2 separate regions of the Homo sapiens genome follow, and region 1 is linked to region 2. Evidence: chromatin loops called from intact Hi-C (ENCODE). Cell type or tissue: lower leg skin. All regions are shown on one strand. Links, peaks and the distances in the headings refer to the core of each region. The heading gives the core; the rest is flanking DNA. Region 1 holds the start of PALM3 (paralemmin 3). Region 2 overlaps RFX1 (regulatory factor X1).

What was found. A loop is a pair of places that touch in the nucleus more often than their neighbours do. Peaks named below come from ENCODE experiments on the same cell type or tissue, not always from the same donor. Only the 100,000 strongest peaks of a DNase experiment are listed, where the experiment ranks them.
Region 1: a loop joins it to region 2, with 1.8 times the contacts of the local background. A loop is called at or near these places in 8 of 110 quality-filtered maps.

Annotation. Positions count from the first base shown.
Region 1 is chr19:14,052,628-14,068,809 of GRCh38, reverse strand. It overlaps PALM3 (paralemmin 3), which reads left to right and starts at 6,734. Exons shown (of 7, transcript NM_001145028.2): 1 at 6,734-6,870; 2 at 9,647-9,695; 3 at 11,379-11,459; 4 at 12,006-12,148; 5 at 12,297-12,381; 6 at 13,385-13,430; 7 at 13,584-15,443. The coding sequence starts at 6,830. The coding sequence ends at 15,205. It overlaps IL27RA (interleukin 27 receptor subunit alpha), which reads right to left. Exons shown (of 14, transcript NM_004843.4): 14 at 15,592-16,182. RefSeq lists enhancers at 6,239-6,793, 11,709-12,209, 12,210-12,710. In lower leg skin, for the core only: no CTCF peak of the experiment used is centred there; DNase peaks (open chromatin) are centred at 6,638, 9,042, 9,679, 10,992 and 1 weaker place.
Region 2 is chr19:13,961,173-13,969,641 of GRCh38, reverse strand. RFX1 (regulatory factor X1) reads left to right here. Exons shown (of 21, transcript NM_002918.5): 11 at 748-867; 12 at 962-1,077; 13 at 2,891-3,009; 14 at 3,112-3,221; 15 at 3,865-4,016; 16 at 4,096-4,193; 17 at 5,635-5,784; 18 at 5,896-6,104; 19 at 6,367-6,520; 20 at 6,603-6,648; 21 at 6,778-8,112. The coding sequence ends at 6,947. DCAF15 (DDB1 and CUL4 associated factor 15) reads right to left here. Exons shown (of 13, transcript NM_138353.4): 13 at 8,193-8,469. Among named protein-coding and RNA genes, the nearest start is that of DCAF15, 13 kb to the right of the region's middle. In lower leg skin, for the core only: no CTCF peak of the experiment used is centred there; no DNase peak of the experiment used is centred there.

The DNA.
Region 1 (16,182 bases), core at 4,720-12,719, 94 kb before region 2:
ACAGAGTGAGACTCTGTCTCAAAAAAAAAAGAAAAAGTTTATCCCGTGTCCCCTACCTCCAAGCCCCATTGGTGACATCCCTCTGCTACAGGCAGTAGCTCTACACAGCTCTCTCCAGGGCAAAGAGGTGGTCACAGCTGCCAGGCGTTGCTAACCCAGGGCGTCTATACTGTGCCTTGATGGTTTCCCCTCCAGCTTTATAAACTGGGTTCTATTAAGTTCTCATCAACCACCGTGTTCAAGTGCACAATCTTTTTTTTTTTTTTTGAGACGGAGTTTCGCTTTTGTTGCCCAGGCTGGAGTGCAATGGTGCGTTCTCGGTTCACTGCAACCTTTGCCTCTTGGGGTTCGAGCGATTCTCCTGCCTCAGCCTCCCAAGTACCTGGGATTACAGGCATGTGCCAGCACGCCCACCTAATTTTTTGTATTTTTAGTAGAGACGGGGTTTTACCATGGCCAGGCCGGTCTTGAACTTGTTACCTCAGGTGATCCGCCTGCCTCAGCCTCCCAGAGTGCTGGGATTACAGGCATGAGCCACCGTGCCCAGACTTTTTTTTTTTTTTTTTTTTTTTTTTTGAGAAGGAGTCTTGTTCTGTTGCCCAGGCTGGAGGGCAGTGGCACAATCTTGGGTCACTGCAACCTCCACCTCCTGGGTTCAAGCAATTCTCTGCCTCAGCCTCCCGAGTAGCTGGGATTACAGGCACCCACCACCACGCCCAGCTAATTTTGTATTTTTAGTAGAGACAGGGTTTCACCATCTTGGCCAGGCTGGTCTTGAACTCCTAACCTCATGATCCACTCGCCTCAGCCTCCCAAAGTGCTAGGATTACAGACGTGAGCCACTGCCCCCAGCCTCAAGTGCACAATCTTTCCTATTGGGACTCAGGCTCTGACAAATTTCAATCTCATGTTTTAAACATCTAGGCTGGGCTGGGCACAGTGGCTCAAGCCTGTAATCCCAGCACTTTGGGAGGCGGAGGTGGTGGATCACTTGAGGTCAGGAGTTCGAGACCAGCCTGGCCAACGTGGTGGAACCCCGTCTCTACTAAAAATACAAAAAAATTTAGGTGGGCGTGATGGTGTGGGCCTGCTACTCAGGAGGCTGAGGCAGGAGAATCCCTTGAACTTGTGAGGCAGAGGTTGCAGTGAGCCGAGATCGTGCCACTGAACTCCAGCCTGGGTGACAGAGTGAGACTCAGTCTCAAAAAAAAAAATCTACGCTGGGTGCAGTGGCTCACGCCTGTAATCCCAGTGCTTTGGGAGGCTGTGGCAGGAGGATCACTTGAGGCAAGGAGTTTGAGACCAACCTGGGCAACGTGGCAAGTGGTGAGACTCCACTTCTAATATATATATAATATATTATAAAATATCTATAATATATAATATTATATAATTATATAATATATTAATATAGAAATATAAATATTATATATATATTTATATATATAATATATAATATATAATACATTAATATATAATATATAATACATTAATATATTATATATAATATATGTATTATATTATTATTTTTTATATTTATTAATTTATTAATAATATATCAACAATAAATTATTAATAAATTAATAATATATTTATATTTATTATTATATTATGTATTTATTATTATATATTATTAATATATTATATATAATATATTTATAGACATTATTATAATATATAAATAAATATATTATTATATATAATATATAATACATTATATATAATATATTTATATATAATATATTAATATATATAATATATTAATATATTATATATATATAATCTTTATGCTGATGTCTCCCAAATTTATATCTCTAACTCTAACTGCTCCGCTAGGCTTTGGACTCATATCTAGCAGTCTCCGGTCTAATAGACATTTCAGACTGAACACTTCCAAAACCACATTCTTGGTTCTTCCAACCCTACTCCTCCTCACCATGTGTGTCAATTTCACCCATTCAGTTTTTCGTGCCAAAAAGTACCCCAGGAGTCAGCCTTAATTTCTTTCTTTAGCCACCCTCCAATTCATCAGCAAACTCTCTTGACTCCACCTCCAAACAGATTTTGGATTCATCCACTTCTCTCCATCCTTGTTCCTTCCAGCCACCTCCTCCCTCTCAAAGGTTCCCATCAAGCCACGCACAGTGGCTTGCTCATAATCCTAGCTACCCTGGAGGCTCAGGCGGGAGGATGGCTTGAGCCTAGGAGTTCAAGAACAGCCTGGACAACATAGTAAGACACCATCTCTAAAACAATAATAATAATACAAATAAAACAAAGGCTCCCACCAAATTTAGAATAAAAATACGAATTCTCTACCTTGCCCCAGCAGGCCCTGCCCACTTCTCAGGTCATATCTTCTCACACTGTCACCTTGTGTCACTTCATTTCAGCTTCGTACTTCCCTTAACCCCTCCCCCAACTGCATTCCCACCTCAGGGTCTTTGCACTGCTGTTTTCTCTGCTTGAAATGACAGTCACATGGCTGGTTCCTCTATTCAGGTCTCACCTCAAATGTCACTTCTTCAGGGAAGTGGTCTCTGATAACCCAGCCTACAAGAGCACTCCTTCTTTAGCCCCATTTCAGGTATTCTCAATAACTCACCCCCAATTGCAGTTGCCACCAATTGCTTTCATTTTTATTTTATTCTTTTTTTTTTTTTTTTTTTTTTTTTGACAAAAAGTCTCACTCTGCCAACCAGGCTGGAGTTCAGTGGCGCGATCTTGGCTCACTGCAATCTCTGCCTCCAGGATTCAAGCAATTCTTCTGCCACAGCCTCCCGAGTAGCTGGAATTACTGGTGGCACCACCGCGGCTGGCTTATTTTTCTATTTTTAGTGGAGACGGGGTTTCACCACGTTGGCCAGGCTGGTCTTGAACTCCTGACCTCATGATCCACCCACCTCGGCCTCCCGATGTGCTGGGATTACAGGCATGAGCCACCGCGCCCAGCCTTCTTCTTCTTCTTCTTTTTTTGAGAGGGAGTCTCGCTTTGTCACCCAGGCTAGAGTGCAGTGGCATGATCTCGGCTCACTGCAAGCTCTGCCTCCCGGGTTCATGCCATTCTCCTGCCTCAGCCTCCCATGTAGCTGGGACTACAGGTGCCCGCCACCATGCCTGGATAATTTCTTTTTTTTTTTGTATTTTTTAGTAGAGACAGGGTTTCACCATGTTAGCCAGGATGGTCTCGATCTCCTGACCTCATGATCTGCCTGCCTCGGCCTCCCAAAGTGCTGGGATTACAGGCGTGAGCCACCGTGCCTGGCCCCAGCCTTCTTTTTATTATTTTTTTTTTTTGAGAAGGAGTCTTGCTCTGTTGCCCAGGCTGGAGTGCAGTAGCACCATCTCGGCTCACTGCAACCTCTGCCTCTCAGGTTCAAGCAATTCTCCTGTCTCAGCCTCCTGAGTAGCTGGGATTACAGGTGCATGGCCGGCTAATTTTTTGTATTTTTAGTAGAGTCGGGGGTTTCGCCATGTTGGCTAGGCTGGTCTCGAACTCCTGACCTAAGGTGATTTGCCTGCTCGGGCTTCCAAAGTGCTGGGTTTACAGGCATGAGCCACCAGACCCGGCACCAATTGCTTTTATATTTCTTTCTATTTGTGTATTATCTGTCTCTCTCCCCATACGAGAAAGTGAGCTGCATAATAGCATTTTCTGTTTGTCTAGTTCATCTCTATACCCAATGCCCCCATGCCTAGAATAATGCCTTATTATTATTATTATTTGAGATAGGGTCTTGCTCTGTCACCTAGGCTGGAGTGCAGTGGCGTGATTACAACTCACTGCAGCCTCAACCTCCTGGGCTTAAGCAATCCTCCTGCCTCCGCCTCCCGAGTAGTTGGAATTACAGGCATGAGCCACCATGCCTGGCTCCAACATCTAAATATTTAACAGTTATAAAATCAATCTACAAACAATTAAATAGGCTGGATGTGGTGGCTCACATCTGTAATCCCAGCACTTTGGGGGGTGGATCACTTGAGGTCAGGAGTTCAAGACCAGCTTGGCCAATATGGTGAAACCCGCCTCTACTAAAAACACAAAAAATAGCCAGGCATGGTGGCGCATGCCTGTAATCCCAGCTACTCAGGAGTCTGAGGCAGGAGAATCACTTGAACCTGGGGGGCAGAGGTTGCAGTGAGCCAAGATCGCACCACTGCACTCCAGTCCAGCCTGGGTGACACAGTGAGACTGTCTCAAATAAATAAATAAATAATAAATAGAATATTTTATTTCCTCCAAAAGGTGGAAATAACTCAAATGTCTATCAATGGATAAATGGATCAGCAAAATATAGTATACTCATATGATGAAATATTATTCAGCCATAAAAAAGGAATTAAGGGGGCTGGGCACGGTGGCTCATGCCTGTAATCCCAGCACTTTGGGAGGCCGAGGCGGGTGGATCACGAGGTCAGGAGATTGAGACCATCCTGGCTAACACAGTGAAACCCCGTCTCTACTAAAAATACAAAAATTAGCCAGGTGTGTTGGCGGGCGCCTGTAGTCCCAGCTACTTGGGAGGCTGAGGCAGGAGAATGGTGTGAACCCGGGAGGCGGAGCTTGCAGTGAGCCTAGATTGCACCACTGCACTCCAGCCTGGGCAACAGAGCGAGACTCCGTCTCAAAAAAAAAAAAAAAAGAATTAAGGAACGATAAATACACGCTACATGGATGAAATTTTAAAACGTGATGCTGAGTGAAAGAAGCCAAACACAAAAGACCACATAGTGTGTGAGTCTTTTGTTTGTTTGTTTGTTGAGACCGAGTTTCGCTCTTGTTGCCCAGGCTGGAGTGCAATGGCGTGATCTCGGCTCATCGCAACCTCCGCCTCCCGGGTTCAAGTGATTCTCCTGCCTCAGCCTCCCAAGTAGCTGAGATTACAGGTATGCACCACCATGCCTGGCTAATTTTGTATTTTTAGTAGAGATAGGGTTTCTCCATGTTGGTCAGGCTGGTCTTGAACTCCTGACCTCAGGTAATCCGCCCACCTCAGCCTCCCAAAATGCTGGGATTACAGGCATGAGCCACTGCGCCCGGCCTGTGAGTCCATTTTTATAGAACTATCCAGAATAGTCCGGGCACAGTGGCTGACGCCTGTAATCCCAGCAGTTTGGGAGGCCAAGGAGGATGGATCACCTGAGGTCAGAAGTTCAAGACCAGCCTGGCCAACATGGTGAAACCCTGTCTCTACAAGAATACAAAAATTAGCTGGGCGTGATGGCGGGTGCCTGTAATCCCAGCTACTTGGGAGGCTGAGGCAGGAAAATTGCTTGAACCCAGCAGGTGGAGGTTGCAGTGAGCCAAGATTGTGCCCATCGCACTCTAGCCTGGGCGATAGAGTGAGGCTCCATCTAAAAAAACAAACAAACAAAAAAGAAAAACAAAAAGTCCAGAATAGGCAAATCCATAGAGATGGACACAGATTGGTGGTTGCCAGGCACGGGAGGCAGGGGAATGAGTAGTGATCACTTCCTTTTGGGTTGATGAAAATATTCTGAACCAGTGGTGAGGATTGCATAATATTGTGAACATACTAAATGCCACTAATGGTAAATTTTGTTATGTGTATTTTACCACGATCAAAAAGTAATTTTTTTTTTTCAGACGGAGTCTTGCTCCGTCACCCAGGCTGGAGTGCAGTGGCATGATCTCAGCTCCCTGCAATCTCCGCCTCCTGGGTACAAGCAATTCTCCTGCCTCAACCTCCCGAGTAGCTAGGACTACAGGTGTGCCACCACACCTGGCTAATGTGTATCTTTAGCAGAGGCAGGCTTTCTCCATGTTGGCCAGGCTGGTCTCAAACTCCTGACCTCGTGATCCGCCCACCTCGGCCTCCCAAAGTGCTGGGATTACAGGCGTGAGCCACCGTGCCTGGCTCAAAAAGTAATTTTTTTTTTTTTAGACAGAGTTTTGCTCTTGTTGCCCAGGCTGGAGTGCAATGGTGCGATCTTGGCTAACTGCAACCTCTGCCACCTGGGTTCAAGTGATTCTTCTGCCTCAGCCTCCCAAGTAGCGGAGGTTACAGGCATGCACCACCATGCCCGGCTAAGTTTTTTTTTGTATTTAGCAGAGACGGGGTTTCACCATGTTGGTCAGACCAGTCTCGAACTCCGCCCTCAGGTGATCCACCCACCTGGGCCTCCCAAAGTGCTAGGATTACACATATGCACCACTGTGCCTGTTCTTAAAAAATAATTTTAAAAAATGTTATCTGCCAGATGTGGTGGCTCATGCCTGTAATCCCAGCACTTTGAGAAGCCGAGGAGGGAGGATTGTTTGCGCCCCGGAGTCTGAAACTGCAGTGAGCTATGATCGCACTACTACATTTTAGCCTGGGCAACAGAGTGAGACCCCCATCTCTAAAAAAATAAAACAGTCTCCAGCCTGTGTGCTATGCAATGGTGCTCTCCTGTGGGTGAGTCTTGGCAGGCAGTCAGACTCAAGATGATTGGGGTGCCAAGTAGAAATGCCATTCTCTGGTGGCAGGGGGAGTCACCGACTCAGTACTCTCACCCCCACGCTTGACCACGCGTGTGTGAAAGTGTTTTCCGGGAGGCAGCTGAGTGCAACAAAGAGGCCAGAGGCTGGTGAATAATTTATCAGGACAGCTGATAGTACCTCCCCAGAACTGCCCTCCAGCCCCCAGCCCCCCTCTCTGGTGTGCCTACCGCCTCCCTGGCCCAAACCCGCTGGACCTGCTCTCCCGGTGCCCGCCCGCAGCCCCCCCCCACTCCAGGCAGCCAAGTCACAGCCTCCGGGGCACCTTCAGGCAAGCGGGTGGTGGGTCCAGAACTCGGAGACCAGAAAGTGAACTTCTGGGCAGAGATGGCCCTGCAGAGCCAGGTGTGGTCTCTGGCCACACCCATGTAAGTGTCTGGGGGGTCAGGGGGGCTGGTGGGCAGGGCCTTGGGAGGGGCTCATGGGGGATGCTGGCCTTGTCTGGGAGCCGAGAGCTCCAGTGGTCTCTCCTAAGGGGACCCGGGGAGTGGAGGGGTTGGCTAGCCAACCCCATAGGCTCATCAGTGTCACCCTTCCTTAAAGAGTCAAGGGGTGGGAGAGAGATATAGGCTCCCCCTGCCCCTTCCTCTTCGGGGATTTTCCGCTGCCAGGGCTGAGAACCCAAAGTCCAGCCAGGGGGTGGGGCTACTGCTGTGGTGCAGGGAGTGGGGAAGGTCAGGGTCACTGGGTTCCACGTTTTGCCCCTAAAGTCAGTGTCCAAGGTGGGAGAAAAGGCTTGAGATCCAACAGAAGTTAAAAGCTCCCAGCCTGAGAAAGACAATGGCAACATTGCAAGGATGACCTCCTTCATGAAATGGCCACCAACTCTTGCGGGTGGCCAGAAGCCCAGGCCGCCTACGTTGTTCTTCCAGAGTTAGTTAGAGATAAGCAAGATGGAATGGGGTGTGTGAAGTCTTTTCATAGCTGAGGGGTGAGAGTTTTTTAAGGTTAAAAGGGTAGAGGGGGCTTCAGAGGTTTGGAAAGAGTTTTGGAAAAGGGGCTTCCCCCCACACTAGGGACCCCAATTCGGTTCCTCACCCTTCTAGGTCCTCCATTGCATTATTCACCAACTACAAACCTGGTTGCTTAGCAATGGGAACCCGATCCCCCCCAGCAAGGAAGAGGCAGGGAGATTACATCTTGGGGGTGGTACAGGAGACCACGGGACTTCAGCCCTCCCCCAGGGGCAAACCTATAAGCACAGAATCTGGGCTTCCTTTGGGATATCTTGCAAAGCATGACTTCGTGGCCGGGCACGGTGGCTCACGCCTGTAATCCCAGCACTTTGGGAGGCCGAGGCGGGCAGATCACCTGAGGTCAGGAGTTCGAGACCAGCCTGGCCAGTATGGTGAAACCCCATCTGTACTAAAAATACAAAAATTAGCCGGGCTTGGTGGTGCACGCCTGTAATCTCAGCTACTCAGGAGGCTGAGGCAGGAGAATCACTTGAACCCAGGAAGCGGGGGTTGCAGTGAGCTGAGATTGAGCCATTGCACTCCAGCCTGGGTGACAGAGCGAGACTCCGACTCAAAAAAAGAAAGAGCATGACTTCAATTCCTTGCCCCAAACAGCATTCAGGGTCTCCAGGCTGCTCTCTTAGCTACCTTGATGGGGATTCCTAGACCTGCACCCCCACCCCCCTCGCCAGCTGTGTTCTCAGTATTTTGGATCTGATAGCTTCAAGTTCTGATCTTGGCTCCATGACCTTGGACACTGCTGCCACTTCTCAGAACCTCAGTTTTCCCATCCATAAAATGGACACATTCATATAGCTTACCTCCTAGAGTCGTTGGGAGGATTCAGTGAATTACATTGCACCTGGCACGTGTTACGGGCTAGCTAATGGTTGGCTGATTTTGTTCTTAGCTGGAATGTCAACTCAGCAAAGAGTTGACTCCACTGTGTCATGATAGAGGCAGGGAGGGGGAGGCAGAGGTGGCTGTGGGAACCTAGCGGAAACCCCGTGGGGCACTTAGAACACTATATGCTATATATAGTATATATATATCATATATATAGCACTATAAGTGCTAATAGCCTTCACGTTGTGGCCACAGAAGATCTGGAAGGTCCTAGCTGGAGTTCAGGCAATGAGGCTTACCCAGTAGGGTGACTGTTCAAATTAATAAATGTTTGAGGGTTTGATCAGCGCCCGTCCATGCCGGTGGAGATGACAGGCAGAGAGACATCGCTTTCTAGATACTGGCCTGTGACACGTGGTCAACATAGCAACATAGTCAGGGGTGCCCAATGCATGTCTGTGTTGATAAGGTTGGTGTGACACTGACTGTCCCTAATCATCCTGCAGTATGACAGTCACCCTCCAGCTTCCACGGGAGCCTAAGTGGGTCCAGAGGCCACTCTGGAGGCTGAGAAGTAGAGATGTTTTGAGGAAGACAATGACAGGGGAATCTCGAGTTAAACCTTAAATGGCAAGTCCCCCTCCTCCCAGCTCAGAGTCCAGTCCTAGGCAGAGTGACCCAGTGATCCTTGTCCCCAGGGAGGGGGGTTAGCAGGTGGAGGAGGCAGCTCTGGGGTTACCATGGCAACAGTGGGAGGGCCACAGACTCGCTTGCCCCCCCAGCGCTTGAGAAATTCTGGGTAGGAGCTGAGGTCCAGAGAGGGTGTGGGACTGGGAAGAGAAAGAGGCACACAGCCTGTTAGGGGCCTGGTGGCATTTGAGAGTTTCTGCAGGTTGGACTGGAGATGGTTATTATAATTAATCATACATATTATTCATCATGGAATTATATAAATTATGATTATTCATAAACAATGGGACTATTTTTGTAGCACTGTACCCTAAGCTTTTCCCTGCATGAATAGCTCCTTGCAAGCGTCCTCTGAGATCGGGGGTGGCAAGGACAGGGTGGTCAAGCTATTCCTGCCCATCTTACAGATGAGGAAACTGAGGCTGAGAGAGACAAAGCCAGATTTAGGGAGGGCTTTAGCCTCACCAGTCGTGGTCACTGCTCAGTTCCCCTCCCAAGACCCTCGCCCCCCGCCCAGACTCTTCCCAGGTGCAAAGGGGAAACAGAGGCAAAGTGCTGGGCTCGGGGCAATTTCCATACTGCTCAGGGATCTTGGCCAAGAGGGGGGCGTTCAAGATGGGAGCCCCTCGAAGCCCCTGCCCTCTCCCAACAGGCCCATGGCGGAGAGCTCCCTCTACCGGCAGCGGCTAGAAGTCATCGCTGTAAGTGACGCCCTCCCCGCGCCCTGGGCACCCCCAAACTTTCCACCATGCTCCCTTCTCGTCTCTCCGTCATCTCTGCGGAGAGCGCCCTCAGCTCCAGCCCCGCCCAGGGCTCCCCACACCAATTCTCCAGCCCCCTCTGCCCCCCAGTTCCTGTCTGGTCACTACCACCCTCAGAATGGGGAGCTGTGGCCCCCACACTTCCAGAGCCTGCATCGGCTATGCCTCATTCCTGAACCCCAGCCTCCCAAAAACCCCATGCCTGAGCCGCATCTCTCGGACCGCCTTTTATCAGACCGCTATCTCTCAAATCTCCCTACCTCGGAGCCCCCATCCTGACAGTCCTTCCTTGGGAACTTTCATCCCTGACTTCCTCGTCTCTCTGGACTCCCCCATCTCTGGGTCTCTACCACTCTGATCCTATCTCTGTCCTGCATCCTTCCCTCCTCCATCTCCCTGAACCCCAACTTTCCGCACGCACTTACATACCCCATCTATCCATACCTCCACCTCTGTACCCCATATTTCTGACCCCTATCTCTGTATCCCATCTCCCTGATCCCCACCTCTACACCTCAGTATCTCTGGACCCCGTGGCTGCACTCCCATCTCACTACTCACTAGCATCCTCCTTTTGATCCCCATCTCTGCACCCCATCTCTCCGGACCCCCATGGCTGCACCCCCATTTTGGATCCCCATCTCACTAGCACCCTCCTTTTTATTCCCCATCTATGGAACCCCATCTCCCTGCACCCCATCTCTCTATACCCCACTTCTGTACCCTATCTCTTCGCACTCAACTTCTATACCCCACCTATCTGCACCCCACTTCTGTACCCCATCTCACTGTACCCCACTTCTGTACCCCATCTCTCTGCACCCCCACCTCTGCACCCCATCTCTCTAGATTCCATGTCTACACTCCATTACTCTGGGCTCCCATGGCTGCATCCCCATTTCGGACCCCCATCTCACTAGCACCCTCCCCTCCTTTTTTCTTTTTTTGAGACGGAGTCTCGCTCTGTCGCCCAGGCTGGAGTGCAGTGGCGCGATCTCCGCTCACTGCAACCTGCGCCTCCCGAGTTCAAGAGATTCTCCCGCCTCAGCCTCCCCGGTAGCTGGGATTACAGGCGCCTGCTACCACGCCCAGCTAATTTTTGTATTTTTAGTAGAGCCGGGTTTTCACCATGTTGGCCAGGGTAGGCTAGAACTCCTGACCTCAAGCGATCTGTCCGCCTCGGTCTCCCAAAGTCCTGGGATTACAGGCGTGAGCCACCGCGTACGGCCGCACCCTCCCTTTGATCCCCATTTCTCTTAACCTCGTATCTCGGAGCTCCCCAGCTCTGCCCCTCCCCCGATAGCTGTCCCAAGGCCCCACCCCCTACACCCCCCATCCACAGACCCCCATTGGGCGCGGGCGAGGCCTCCGCAGCATCCCGGGCGCGGCCGGCCCCGCCCCCGCCCCGCCCCCCCCACTCCGCCCGCCGCTGAGTCAGCGCCTCCGCAGCCCCCTCCCCGCCCTGGGTGCAGACCCGCGCTGGGCCACCCCCGCCGGGCTCGCTGCCTCGGGAGCCCCGGGAGCTCCGGTGAGCCCCGCGGAGGAGGGAGGGGAAAGGGAGGGAAGAGGAGGTGGTGGAGGCCGCGCCCGGCCGGCGGGCAGCTCCGGGTCCTCTGTGCGCAGGAGAAGCGGCGGCTGCAGGAGGAGATCCGCGCCGCGCGCCGGGAGGTGGAGGAGGAGAAACTCCGCGTGGAGCGTCTCAAGGTTGGGGGCGGGCGGGGGCGCCTGCCTAGCCTGGGGAATGGAGTGGGGGGTGTCTGTGCAAGTCGGTTTGGGGGACGATAGGAGCCTCTGTCCAATTTTTGGGGGGGAGCGGGCAGTTGGGGGCGTTGGTTCCAGCTTGGCCGGGGCGGGGTATGTCTTTCCCAGCCTGGGAGGGACGAAGTGGGGTGGTCATGGGGACATTTGTTCCATTTGGGGAAAAGTCTGGGACAGTGATGCTGTTTGTCCCAATTTGGGGGAGATGGAGAGGAGCCGAAGTCTAGCTTTGGGGTAGGGAGGGGCCAGTAGGGAGGGACATTGATTTCACTTTGGAAGTGCCCGTTTCATTTTGGAAGGGTTTGGAACAAGGGATGTCTGCCCACTTGCAGCGTTGGGGGGCACTGTGGCCATGTATCCCAGCCTGATGTATGTCGCAACTGGTTGTGAGGTGGTGATAAGATACCTGCCCAGCCTGCAGAGGTCGGGAGGGGACTTTACATGGACCGGGGTAGTCTGTATGCCCAGCCCCAACTCCCTTCCCCTGCCCAGAGGAAGTCTCTCCGGGAACGTTGGCTAATGGATGGGGCAGCTGCAGTGCCAGAGCCATCCGAAGACCCCACCTCGAAGGACCCCCAGTCACCCGAGGGCCAGGCTCAGGCCCGAATCCGGAACCTGGAAGACAGTTTGTTCACGTGAGTGGAGACCTTCTAGCTCTGCCCGAACCCTGCCCCAGCTGGGTGAGATCGAGACCCTGGGCACATTCCAAGGAGGTGGTCGCTTGAGTCTAGGAGCCCAAGGAGCCTGGGGGCCCAGCTCCTAGCAGCCCTCTCTCTTCTTCAGACTCCAGTCCCAGCTGCAACTGTTGCAAAGTGCTTCCACAGGTGCCCAGCACAAGCCCTCAGGCAGGCCCAGCTGGCGCAGACAGGTGAGGGGGGAATCAGGGGAGTGGGATGGGAGGGCATGGCCAGCAGGCCTCAAGGCAGGACATGGAATCAGGAATGCAGCTTTCTCCAAGGGCAGCCTGGCCACTAGGTCTGCATTCAGATCCGCTTCCCGCTTTTACTTTGCTCTGTGGTCTTGGCAAGTCAATTTCCTTTTCCAAGCCTTAGTTTTCCCATCTCTAAAATGGGAATAACAACAGTATAGGCCAGGCATGGTGGCTCACGCCTGTAATCCCAGAACTTTGGGAGGCCGAGGTGGGCGGATCACTTAAGGTTAGGAATTGGAGACCAGCCTGGCCAACATGGTGAAACCCCATCTCTACTAAAAACACAAAAATTAGCTCGGTATGGTGGTGTGTCCCTGTAGTCCCAGCTACTGGGGAGGTTGAGGTAGGAGAATCACTTGAACCCTGGAGACAGAGGTTGCAGTGAGCTGAGATCACACCACTGCACTCCAGCCTGGGCAACAGAGTGAGACTCTGTCTCAAACAAAAATTAGCTGGGCATGCTGGCAGGTGCCTGTAGTCCCAGCTACTAGGGAGGCTGAGACAGGGAAATCGTTTGAAACCAGGAGGCGAACGTTGCAGTGAGCCGAGATTACGCCACTGCACTCCAGCCTGGGCGACACAGCAAGACTCCATCTCAAAAAAAAAATTAATTTGTATTTATGTTGATTGGAATGTAAGTGCCAAAAACAAAAGGCTTAAGTGTCCCTTGTGCATGGTAACCAGTAACTGACAAAGTAGGCCCCTAATACAGATTGGCTATGGGAATGCAGTATTGTTTAAGCACCTACTGTGTGCAAGGCCCTGGAACATAGGGCAATAAGATAGATGAGGAAGGCAGAGGTACAATGTGGAGTTTGATCCTGAAGGTAATAGAGAGCCACTGAGGGTATTTAGGGGTGGTGGGGTGGGAGCCTAGCATGCAGGGAGGCTGGAGGTGGGGATGAGGGCCAGCCTGACCTTGTCTCCGCCATCTCTGCAGGGTCACCGTCCTCTCTCCCAGTCCATTGTCGAGGCAGGTTCTGTAGGTAAGTGTGGGAGCCCCTAGGTCTGGGGGTCAGGTCACCCCAGAGCCTGGGTGTGAGAGGGTGACTCAAGGGGAGTGTGGATGGCAGTCCTTTTGTTCCATCTTAACCCTGTCTTCCCTTTTGTCCTCTCCCCTCCACCTCTGACTCCCCCAGGCCAGACTGATCTGAACAAGAGAGCCTCCCTGCCGGCTGGACTAGTGGGCACGCCTCCAGAGTCCCCCTCTGAGCCCAGGGAGGATGTCTTGGGGTTTCTGCCAGGCCCGAGGCAGGTCCCCGGGGCAGCAGGAGACTCCTCAGAAGCCAATGGCCCATGCCCCAGCCCCATCCCCACTCCAGAGCAGGGGCTAAGTCAGAGGGCAGTGCCATCCGAAGGGCGGGTGGGTGAGGCCAAAGGAGGGGGCGTGGTGAGTGTGGTGTGGGAAGGGCTGAGGGCCACAGAGGACTGTGCCACAGGGGCCACGGGCCCCGAGCTGGAGGCTAAGGTGGAGGAAGTGGTGCTGGAAGCCATCGGAGACAGGAAGGGAGCTGGTAGCCTGGAGCTCCCGGCCTGGGTGAAGGAGGACAGGGGCATCGTGGAGGTGGTCTGGGAGGGGGTGGGTGGCAGTGATGCAGAGGCCATGGGGGAGATAGGCAGGGTCCCTGAGGTCGTGCAGACTAGCTCGCCTAGGCTCCAGGAGAGATTAGAGGCAGCAGCTTCCATAGAAGGGGAAGATGTGCCCCAGGGCAGCCCTGAGGGTGATGGGCAGGGAGGCTCTGGAGGAGAGGAGGGATCCTTCATTTGGGTGGAGAGAGTGACCCTCAGTGAAGAGTGGGAGGAGCTGCTGGTGGAGGGGTTGGAAGGGCCCGAGGTGGCAGGGAGGGAGAGAGGAGATGAAAGCCCGCTGGGGGCCGAGGGGGCCAAGACGGGAGGAGGCGAGGAGACCTGGGAGGCAGAGAAGAGAAAAGCGGAAGAATCCATGGGAATAGGAAGTGAGGAAAAGCCAGGGACAGGGAGGGATGAAGCGGAGATGTCACCAGTGGTAGAGAGGAAAGGAGGAGAGAAGAAGTTGGAGCTGGAGAGCAGAGGAAGTGCAGAAAAGCTGGGAACAGAGAGGGAAGGAGGTGAGGAACCACTGGGCATAGAGAGAAAAGTTGAGGGACATTTGAGGGCAGAGAAGGAAGGAGATGAGGAAAAGCGAGGGGCAGAGGAGGAGGAGGTAGAAGAACCATTGGGAGTAGAGAAGAAAGGAGGTGAGGAAGAGCCAGAGGCAACCAAAGAACCACTGGAGGCAGAGAGAAAGGGAGGGGAGGAGACACTGGAGGCAGAGAAAAGGGGAGGTGAGGAATCATTGGAGACAGAGAAGACCCAAGGGACGGAGGGAGATCTGAATCTAGAACAAGGGTCTAGGGAAGGAAGTGAATCCCAGGCAGAGGAGATGAATGAGGCAGGGCCTCCCCTTGAGGCTAACACGGAGACAAGGCCAGAGAAGGAAGGACCCCAGCCCCAGGAGAAGCCAGTAGGAGCCCTGGAGGAGGAAGGAGTGAAGCCCCAAACCGCTGCTGAGGGCCAAGGCCCCTTGGGGGATGCCACACCTCTTCTGGCAGAGACCCCAGCCCCAGAGCAGCCCGCCGAATGCCAGCCACTGCTTCAGGGGGAGGGGCCCAGCGCCAACCCCAGTGCCCACCCTGTGCCCACCTACGCGCCTGCCCGGCAGCCTGAGCCATCTGCCCCCACCGAGGGTGAAGAGGCAAGTGGCCCTAAGCAAAAGACGTGCCAGTGTTGTGCGGTCATGTGAACCCATGCCCCTCCACCCCATGTCCAGCTCCTCTCACAGCTACCTCGGCCTCTTGGCACCCAGAAGAGGGTCCCAGGCACAGACAGGGACCACAGGACTGGCCATGGCACCTGGGAGCCAGCTAGCCTGCACGTCCACCTAAACCTGGGCTTCCAGACCCCTTGCCCACTGCCTGTAACCCTGGCCTCCTTCTGCGATGAAGCCTTTATACTTGAAAATAAAATGTGAAAGCACTCAAGACGGCTTGAATGTGTGTGTAGTCAGCACAGAATCACAGCGTCATCTCCTGGTGGGAAATTTGAGGCTTAACCCTGCTACAGTCAAAGATTATGAATCAGTGAGAGTATAGATTGAGCTGCTGTAACAAAAAGACCTCAAAGCTACAGTAGCTATAAAAATATAAAAGTTTATTTTTCTTAGTGGTTCTATCCATGCAGTCATTCAGGGATTCAGGTTCCTTTTCATTTCTTGCTCCACCTTCCCCTTGGGTATGACCAAAGCTGGATCATAGGCATGTGTTATGTTCCAGCTCATAGGCAAGGAAAGGATGTGGGGGAGCCCCCACCCAGACCCCGTGTTGGCATATGTCACTTCTGACCACATTCTGTTGTCAAGAACTCAGTCCATGCTGCACCTGGATGCAAGGGAGCTGAGATGGTGCCCAAATGCAGTGTTTTTTCTTTTCTTTTTTTTTTTTTTTTGCTTTTTATTAGTTTGTTTATTTTTGAGATAAGGTCTCATTCTGTTACCCAGCCTGGAGTGCAGTGGTGCAATCAGAGGTCCCTGCAGCTTCGAACTCCTGGGCTCAACCGATCCTCCCACCTCAGCCTCCCAAGTGGCTCGGACTACAGGTGTGTGCCATCATGCCCAGCTAATTGTTTTTGTTTTTGATGTTTTATTTTTGTAGTGAGGGGTCTTGCTATATTGCCCAGGCTGGTCTCAAACTCCTAGCTCTAAGTGATCCTTCCACCTTGGCC
Region 2 (8,469 bases), core at 1-8,000:
TGTGGCCCAGGCTGGAGTGCAGTGACTCAATCTCGGCTCACTGCAACCTCTGCCTCACGGGTTCAAGCCATTCTCATGCCTCAGCCTCTTGAGTAGCTTGGGACTACAAGCATGTGCCACCACGCCCAGCTAATTTTTAAAAAATAATTTTAGTAGAGACAGGGCTTTGCTATGTTGGCCAGGCTGGTCTTGAACTCCTGTCCTCAAGTGATCCACCTGCCTTGGCCTCCCAAAGTGCTAGGATTATAGGCATGACCCCACCGTGCCCGGCCCACACGTGCCTTTTACATGACTTATTTCAGTTGTTCTGGTCCGTCTGCAGTGCTCGTACCTCGATGACGCGGGGTTGTACCTAGTCAGTGCTTCATCAGGGTCTGTGAGTCAGTAAATTCATGCGGGAAGGAACAAGAAGGCATCCCAAGAACCCGCCCCTCTCTTCCTCTCCTTTGCAACCCCCATGGCTCACCTCCGCTCACGTCTCGGTTCCCATTCCCAGCTTCAGCGTCACCTCGTTCAGCCATTCATCCATTCAGCCATTCATTTATGCATAATCTTGGGCAAACCGCTGGATCTCTCCTGACACCCACAGCCCCTGTGCCTCCTCAGTGCAGCACCCCCGTCTCTGCAGGGCAGGCGTCTCTCTATCCATTCTCCTAACAGAGAGGAGACGGGTGTGCTGTGAGGTGCTCCATGGCCGGCCAGCCGGCAGACCCCCAGCCCAGCCCTTCCCCTCCACCTCCCTCCCAGGGGCAACTCCAAGTACCACTACTATGGCCTGCGCATCAAGGCCAGCTCACCCCTGCTGCGGCTGATGGAGGACCAGCAGCACATGGCCATGCGGGGCCAGCCCTTCTCGCAGAAGCAGAGGTAGGAAGGCAGGGCCGGACCCAGGGCAGGGCAGGCGGGGAAGGGCACACAGGCCGGCCCCCAGCAGCCGGCCCACCTGCCCATTCTACTCCAGGCTCAAGCCCATCCAGAAGATGGAAGGCATGACCAACGGCGTGGCGGTGGGGCAGCAGCCGAGCACGGGGCTGTCGGACATCAGCGCCCAGGTGCAGCAGTACCAGCAATTTTTGGGTGAGAGCTCCCTGGCCCGTGCTTCCCCAACCACCGCCTCCCTGCCCCGTGCAGACGGTTCCCAAAGCTGGATGGCGGCAGGCAGCCTCTGAGCTGGGGAGGGCTTGGTGAGAGATGCCCGAGAACCAGCAGGGGGTGGGGGAGACATCACAGTCTCCGTCCACAGTGACAGTTCTGTCCCTAGAATCCTTCTTCAAGGTAGATTCTCATTTCTTTCAATGCAAAGCATTTCTCGGGGGTTCTGAGCTTCCCAGTGAATCCCCTTTATGCTACTTGAGATTTTCTTTATTTTTGTATTTATTTGTTTATTTTTTTGAGATAGATTCTCTGTCGTCCAGGCTGGAGTGCAGTGGCACCATCCTAGCTCACTGCAACCTCCGCCTCCTGGGTTCAAGTGATTCTCCTGCCTCAGCCTCCTGAGTAGCTGGAACTACAGGCACGTGCCACTATGCCTGGCTAATTTTAGTAACTTTAGGAGAGATGGGGTTTCACCATCTTGGCTAGGCTGGTCTCGAACTCCTGACCTGAAGTGATCCTCCCACCTTGGCCTCCCAAAGTTCTGGGATTACAGGCATGAGCCACCATGCCCGGCATACATGAGATTTCAAATCCCACCCAGTTGGACATGGTTACTTTTTGGAGATATGACGGCAGGTCCTCTTCTCTCATGAGTCCTGTGAGGCCCACTCGCTTTCCCATCCAGCCATCCCACAGCCATGGTGTCCACAGGGCTAGGACCACTCACTCGCCAAGAAGGCAGGTGTGTACCCAGTGTTTCTAAAAGTAAGGCCTGGTGCAGTGGTTCATGTCTGTAATCCCAGCACTTTGGGAGGCCGAGGCTGGAGGAATCGCTTGAGGTCAAGAGTTCGAGACCAGCCTAGTCAACATGGTGAATCCCCATCTCTACTAAAAATACCAAAATTAGCCGGGTGTGGTGGCGGGTGCCTGTAATCCCAGCTACTCAGGAGGCTGAGGCAGGAGAATTGCTTGAACTCAGGAGGCGGAGGTTGCAGTGAGTCAAGATCATGCCATTGCACTGCAGCCTGGGCGACACAGTGAGTGAGACTCTGTCTCAGGAAAATAAAAAAGGCCGGGTGCAGTGGCTCACGTGTGTAATCCCAGCACGTTGGGAGGCCGAGGTGGGAGGAATTGCTTGAGTCCAGGAGTTGGAGACCAGCCTGGGCAACATAGCAAGACCCCATCTCTTAAAAAAAAAAAAAGACAAAGTAAACAACAATCCATGAAAACAGGGCCAAAGGATGCTAAGTAAACAAGCAACCCTTGGAACCCACAGTCCAGCCACACATCCTTGATCCTGAGCACGTGGGAGCTCATTTCCCCACCTGCCCTGGAGGCCGGGACATCCCATTTGGAGGGTGGGGAACAATACTTCTAGCAGAGTCGAGGGGCATCCCTAGGGCGACTGTCCATGGCTAGCCCCAACCTGGGGTGCTTAGGCTCAGGGCAGTGTCCTGTGGTCCTGACTGTGCCCTGGGTGCCTACCCATTCCCCGGCCAGGTGGGTGCTGTGTTGCAGCCGGGACTCAGAGGCCCACGTCCTGAGGGTTGGTGCAGTGCTGTTACTCAGCAGACAGGCAGGGCTGGCACAAGACCCTCCTGTCCTCTCTGCCAGAGGAGTGTGGGCCCTCACTCCTGGGCCCGTCCTGGGCCCGGGCCAGGCGCTCACCCCACCTAGCGTTGTCTCACCGGCACATGGGGGACCCCAGTCTGATGGGAAACGGACAGGTCAGTAGGACCCCAGGGTGGGCAGGCAAGGGGGATGAAGGGCCTCACGGTTCCCCCCGGCCCCCTAGATGCCTCTCGGAGCCTCCCTGACTTCACAGAGCTCGACCTCCAGGGCAAGGTGCTGCCTGAGGGCGTCGGGCCCGGGGACATCAAAGCCTTCCAGGTCCTGTACCGGGAACACTGTGAGGTAGGGTGGCCAGGTGGGCAGGCAAGTGGACGGGGACGCAGCCACGGGCATGGGAGGGCCATGCTGCCCCCCAGCCTCCCTGAGCATCCGCCTCTGCCACAGGCCATTGTCGACGTCATGGTGAACCTGCAGTTCACCCTGGTGGAGACGCTGTGGAAGACCTTCTGGAGGTACAACCTCAGCCAGCCCAGTGAGGCGCCACCGCTGGCTGTGTGAGTACTGCCCGGCGACTGTGGGAGGGAGAGGGGGGAGGAGGGCATGACCCGCAGGTGATTTTGATGGCCAGGGTTGGGGCACCTGCTTGTCCCCTGCAGTTTGTGGGGTACACATATCCTTGGCTGTGTGGAGTGTGTATAGCCACCCGACACTCAACAGTCGGGGGTGGAGTGCCTGACTAAGCCCAGGCATGGGGCAGGGCACCATCTTCTCCCTGGAGTGGCAGGTTCTGGAATCTGTTTGACCCCTGTATGGAGGGTAGGGCATAGGATCCCGTCCCACCCCTCGGGCCTGTGCCAACCAGACCCTGGGGATCTTTGGGAGGCAGGGGGTACTTACCTGGGGACGGGGGTACCTGTGCCCTTCTGACGCTGGGGGCAGGGCCACAGAGTGCCCCCAGTGACCCTGGGTTGGGGACAAGGTATACCTGTGCCTTCTGGCACTGGAGGCAAGACACAGAGTGCCCCACTGACCCTGGAGTGGGGGTAAGGGGGTACCTGTGCCTTCTGATGCTGGGGGTAGAACCACAGAGTACCCCAGTGACCCTGGGTCAGGGACAGGGGCTACCTGTTCCCTTCTGACGATGGGGGCAGGACCATAGAGTACCCCAGTGACCCGGGGTGGGGTGGGTGCCCGCAGACATGACGAGGCCGAGAAGCGACTGCCCAAAGCCATCCTGGTGCTCCTCTCCAAGTTCGAGCCCGTGCTCCAATGGACCAAGCACTGTGACAACGTGCTGTACCAGGGCCTGGTGGAAATCCTCATTCCCGACGTGCTGCGGCCCATCCCCAGTGAGTGCTCGGCCTGCTCGGCATCCCCTGCCCCACATACACCCGCCCTGCCCTGACCGACCCCCGCCACCGCCCACAGGTGCCTTGACCCAAGCGATCCGGAACTTTGCCAAGAGCCTGGAGAGCTGGCTCACCCACGCCATGGTCAACATCCCCGAGGAGATGCTGCGGGTGAAGGTGAGAGTGTGAGGGGGTCCCTTTCTCCTATCTCTGGGGCTTAGGCCTCCGTCTCCTCTGCTCCCCAGGGGCGGTAAAATTTGTCCCCACGCCTGTTCCAGGGATGATGCCTGTGGAGGAAGGGGAGACCTTCTCCGCCTCGGGGAGCACCCTGGGCATTGTCTTTATAAACCAGTGTCCTCAGGCACCCACTTCTGAAATGCAACCCCCTTTGTGGTGTTACTGTACTCAACACAGCATCTTTCAAAAATAAAAACCAACTGCAAATGTACAGTAGTTCCCTTTAGACAGCCTTGCTAGAAAGTGCTTCAGGTGTGCAGAAACAGATAAAACTTTTTAAGAAAGGCAACAACATCTATAAGGAAACATAATACTTGCCTTTTTCATCAAAAGATGCACATTCGCTGACTACTTAGATGTGAGGAATTTGATGGGATGTGGTTGGGAAAAACAAACAAACAAAAAAACCACCGCTGGGCACAGGGCAGGGACTGGGGCCTTTGGAGACAGTAGATGCCAGATCCAGGAGCAAACCCTTCAGAAGAAACAGCGAGACTCATGTATTCATGTATTCACACAACCTCCTTCTCAGTACACAGCAATGAACAAGATGGACAAAACCCCTGTCCTCTCCCAGAGCTGAGATTCCAGGGTACGAAAGAAAATGAGGCCGGGCGTAGTGGCTCATGCCTGTAATCCCAGCACTTTGGGAGGCGAGGCGGGCGGATCACTTGAGGTCAGGAGTTCAAGACCAGCCTGGCCAACATGGTGAAACCTTGTCTCTACTAAAAATACAAAAATTAGCCCGGCGTGGTGGTGTGCACCTATGATCCCAGCTACCCAGGAGGCTGAGGCACGAGAATCGCTTGAACCCACGAGGCGGAGGATGCAGTGAGCTGAGATCGCGCCACTGCACTCTAGCCTGGATAGAGAGAGATTCAGTGTCAAACAAAAAACAGAAAAAGAAAATGAAACGTGTTTATCAAAGCAGTGTTTGCCCTTTCTGTGCAGTGCCCTCCATATTATCTATTGTGTTCTTTCGTTTTTAAAAAAAAAAAAAAGGCCTTTCCTGGCACGGTGGCTCACTCCCAACATTTTGGGAGGCAAAGGCAGGAGGATCACTTGAAGCCAGAAGTTCGAGACCAGTCTGGGCAACATGGCGAGACCCTGTCTCAATAGTTATTTTAAAAAATATAAATAAATTTCAAAGAATATTGTGCCCTGGTCAGAACACAATAAATTGAATTTTGGGGGGCGCTTGTGAGTGGACACCCAAAGTTTGAAGGTCCCGATCCTTCTGTGTCCCAACAAAAGTAGCGAGGCACATCCCTCCTTTTTTAGGAAAAAGGAAACAGGCTTAGGGAGGTTGCAGCGGGGTGGGGCCAGGGCTGGCGGGCTGGGGTTCCTTGGAAGCAGCAAGCCCCTCAATCCCTGCACGCAGGTGGCCGCGGCTGGCGCCTTCGCGCAGACACTGCGGCGCTACACGTCGCTCAACCACCTGGCGCAGGCGGCGCGCGCTGTGCTGCAGAACACCGCACAGATCAACCAGATGCTGAGCGACCTCAACCGCGTGGACTTCGCCAACGTGCAGGTGAGCGCGGGGCGGGGCGGGGCGGGCGAATGAGGGGCAGCCTAACGGGGCGGGCCAGGCGGGGGTGACGGCGGCTGAGCCCCGGGCGCCCGCCCACCCTCTGTGCCCCAGGAGCAGGCCTCGTGGGTGTGCCGCTGCGAGGACCGCGTGGTGCAGCGGCTGGAGCAGGACTTCAAGGTGACGCTGCAGCAGCAGAACTCGCTGGAGCAGTGGGCGGCCTGGCTGGACGGCGTGGTGAGCCAGGTGCTCAAGCCCTACCAGGGCAGCGCCGGCTTCCCCAAGGCCGCCAAGCTCTTCCTCCTCAAGTGGTCCTTCTACAGGTGCGCGCGCGGCGGGATCGGGTCCGGGCGGCACCAGGGAAGGCCCCGCGTCCCTGGGGGTCTCAGGTGCTCTTCTACGACGACCCGAGCCTGCAGGCTGGGCGGGCAGGCTGGGGCCCTGGGCTCATGTGCCGGGAAGGCTGTGCGGGATCCAGCCTGAGTCACTGGGCTGGCGCGAGGCCCGGGCGCATCGCAGCGGGGAGGGGGAGAGGGGGTCGGGCCGGACGGGGCCTGACGGTCTCCTCTCCGTCTCCATCCCCAGCTCCATGGTGATCCGGGACCTGACCCTGCGCAGCGCCGCCAGCTTCGGTTCCTTCCACCTCATCCGGCTGCTCTACGACGAGTACATGTACTACCTGATCGAGCACCGCGTAGCCCAGGCCAAGGGCGAGACCCCCATCGCCGTCATGGGCGAGGTGCGCGAGGCGGGCCACTGGGGGCGCGGGCGGGGCGCCAGGCGGCGGGACCCTCACCCATTTTCTTCTCTTCTTCCTCCAGTTCGCCAATCTGGCCACCTCCCTGAACCCCCTGGACCCCGACAAAGGTAGGCGAGGCGTGTTCCCACCCAGGGCGCGGGTCCCGGGGGTGGCGGACAACGGAGGGGCTCGGGAGGAGGAGGAGCCCGGGGGCGTTGCCACCCCGCCCCGAGCCGGACTTGGTCCCTGTGTTCCAGACGAGGAGGAAGAAGAGGAGGAGGAGAGCGAGGACGAGCTGCCGCAGGACATCTCACTGGCGGCTGGCGGCGAGTCACCCGCGCTGGGCCCGGAGACCCTGGAGCCGCCGGCCAAGCTGGCGCGGACTGACGCGCGCGGCCTCTTCGTGCAGGCGCTGCCCTCCAGCTAAGCCCTTGGCCTCCCCGCCCCACCCGCCCCCGCCACCCCTCCACGCCAGGGTCCCTCAAAGCTTCTGTGGCTTCGTGGTCACTGCTCCAGCCTCAGCCAGGGCAGGGAGGGGGACTCCGAGACAGGGAAGACCGGGGCCCTCCTCCCTTATGGGGCCGGCACAATCAGTGGGCTGGGCGGAGCCGCAGCTGCAAACTCTGACACAAAAGACGTGCCTTAAGGAACCCGCCGCGTGCCCAGGTGCCCCGCGGGGCATCCAGCTCGGCCCCTTGGCCGCCCCCCTCCCAGGCCCCAGCGTCTTCTCCCCAGCCCCGTCCTCCCACCACCCCAGGGGGCAGGCAGGCAGGCCCCCTCCCGTGCGAAACTGTTAACTTATTCAGCTCGCTGGCTTTGCACAGCCTGTCCTGGGCCCAGCCCTGAGCCCCGGGCCGGCGCAGGTGGGCGTCACCTGGGGACTCCCCACTGTCAGCAGCAGCCCCGGGACACCCTACCCCCAGCAACCCCACTGCTTCCCCTTCTTGGTATTAAGTGCAATTAAAGCCGTGGGTGTCGCATCTTCTCCAGCGCTGGGCCCTCCCTTGCCCCCAAGCTCAAGAAGGGGGCACTGCCCGGCCCGGCTGTGAGGAGGGCGGCAGGGGGCACGGCCTCCAGCTTCCAAAGAGCAGCGAGCCGCGGAGCCGGGGAGTGCCCACAGACCCCAGCCCCCGCGCCCCCGCCCTCCGCCGCTGGTTTGTAATGGAACCTTTTCTGTGCCCCTATCTTCCCGGAGACCACGCTTCTCCTCCGTGCCGTGCGACCCCCACCCCATGACTATTGTGCGATTCGTGAGCGCCGCCCGAGCGGAGTTGGTAACTTGTTGGGTTTTTTTCCAACCATCATGGCCTTATCTGTTCCAGTTTTCTCAGTGTTTTCAGCCTGTGAGATAGATGTTTATGGCAAGAAAAAGGAAAAAAAAATGGAAATCTGACCTATTGTATAAAAATCACTATTTTGTGTGCTCCGCGTGCTATAGCTTTTGGGGCGGCCCTGCCCAGTCCCCGTGCCCACGGGGCTCCCTCTCCCGGTGGTGAAAGTGTCCACACGTGTGGTAGTCTAGTGTGCCGAGCTGTTTTCTACCTTTTTGTAGTCTTTCTTAAAACAATAAATTCCGCTGTGATATTTGCCTACTGCTGACTCGCCGGGCCTTGGTGGGGGCCTTGGGGCGGGGGCTCCAGCTGGGCCCCAAGCTGCAGTGACAGGACCTCAATGAGGTTCAGAAATTAAAACATTTATTACATGAAGAAGAACGGAATGGGGATGGCCAGGTTGCCGGCCTGGGTGGGGAGGCTGGGGGCGGGCAGGGCAGGGGGAATGGGGTCCATTCGACCTCCCCGAGGGCAACGTCCACAGCTGTAGCCGAGAAAAGGGCAAATGCACGAGGGGCCAGGCCCATGCCCAGCTCGGGGTGAAGGCGGGGCACTCAGGCTGGTGGGGCAGGGGGCGCCCTCTCTCTGCCCCTTCCCAACTTAAATAGGCATAAATAA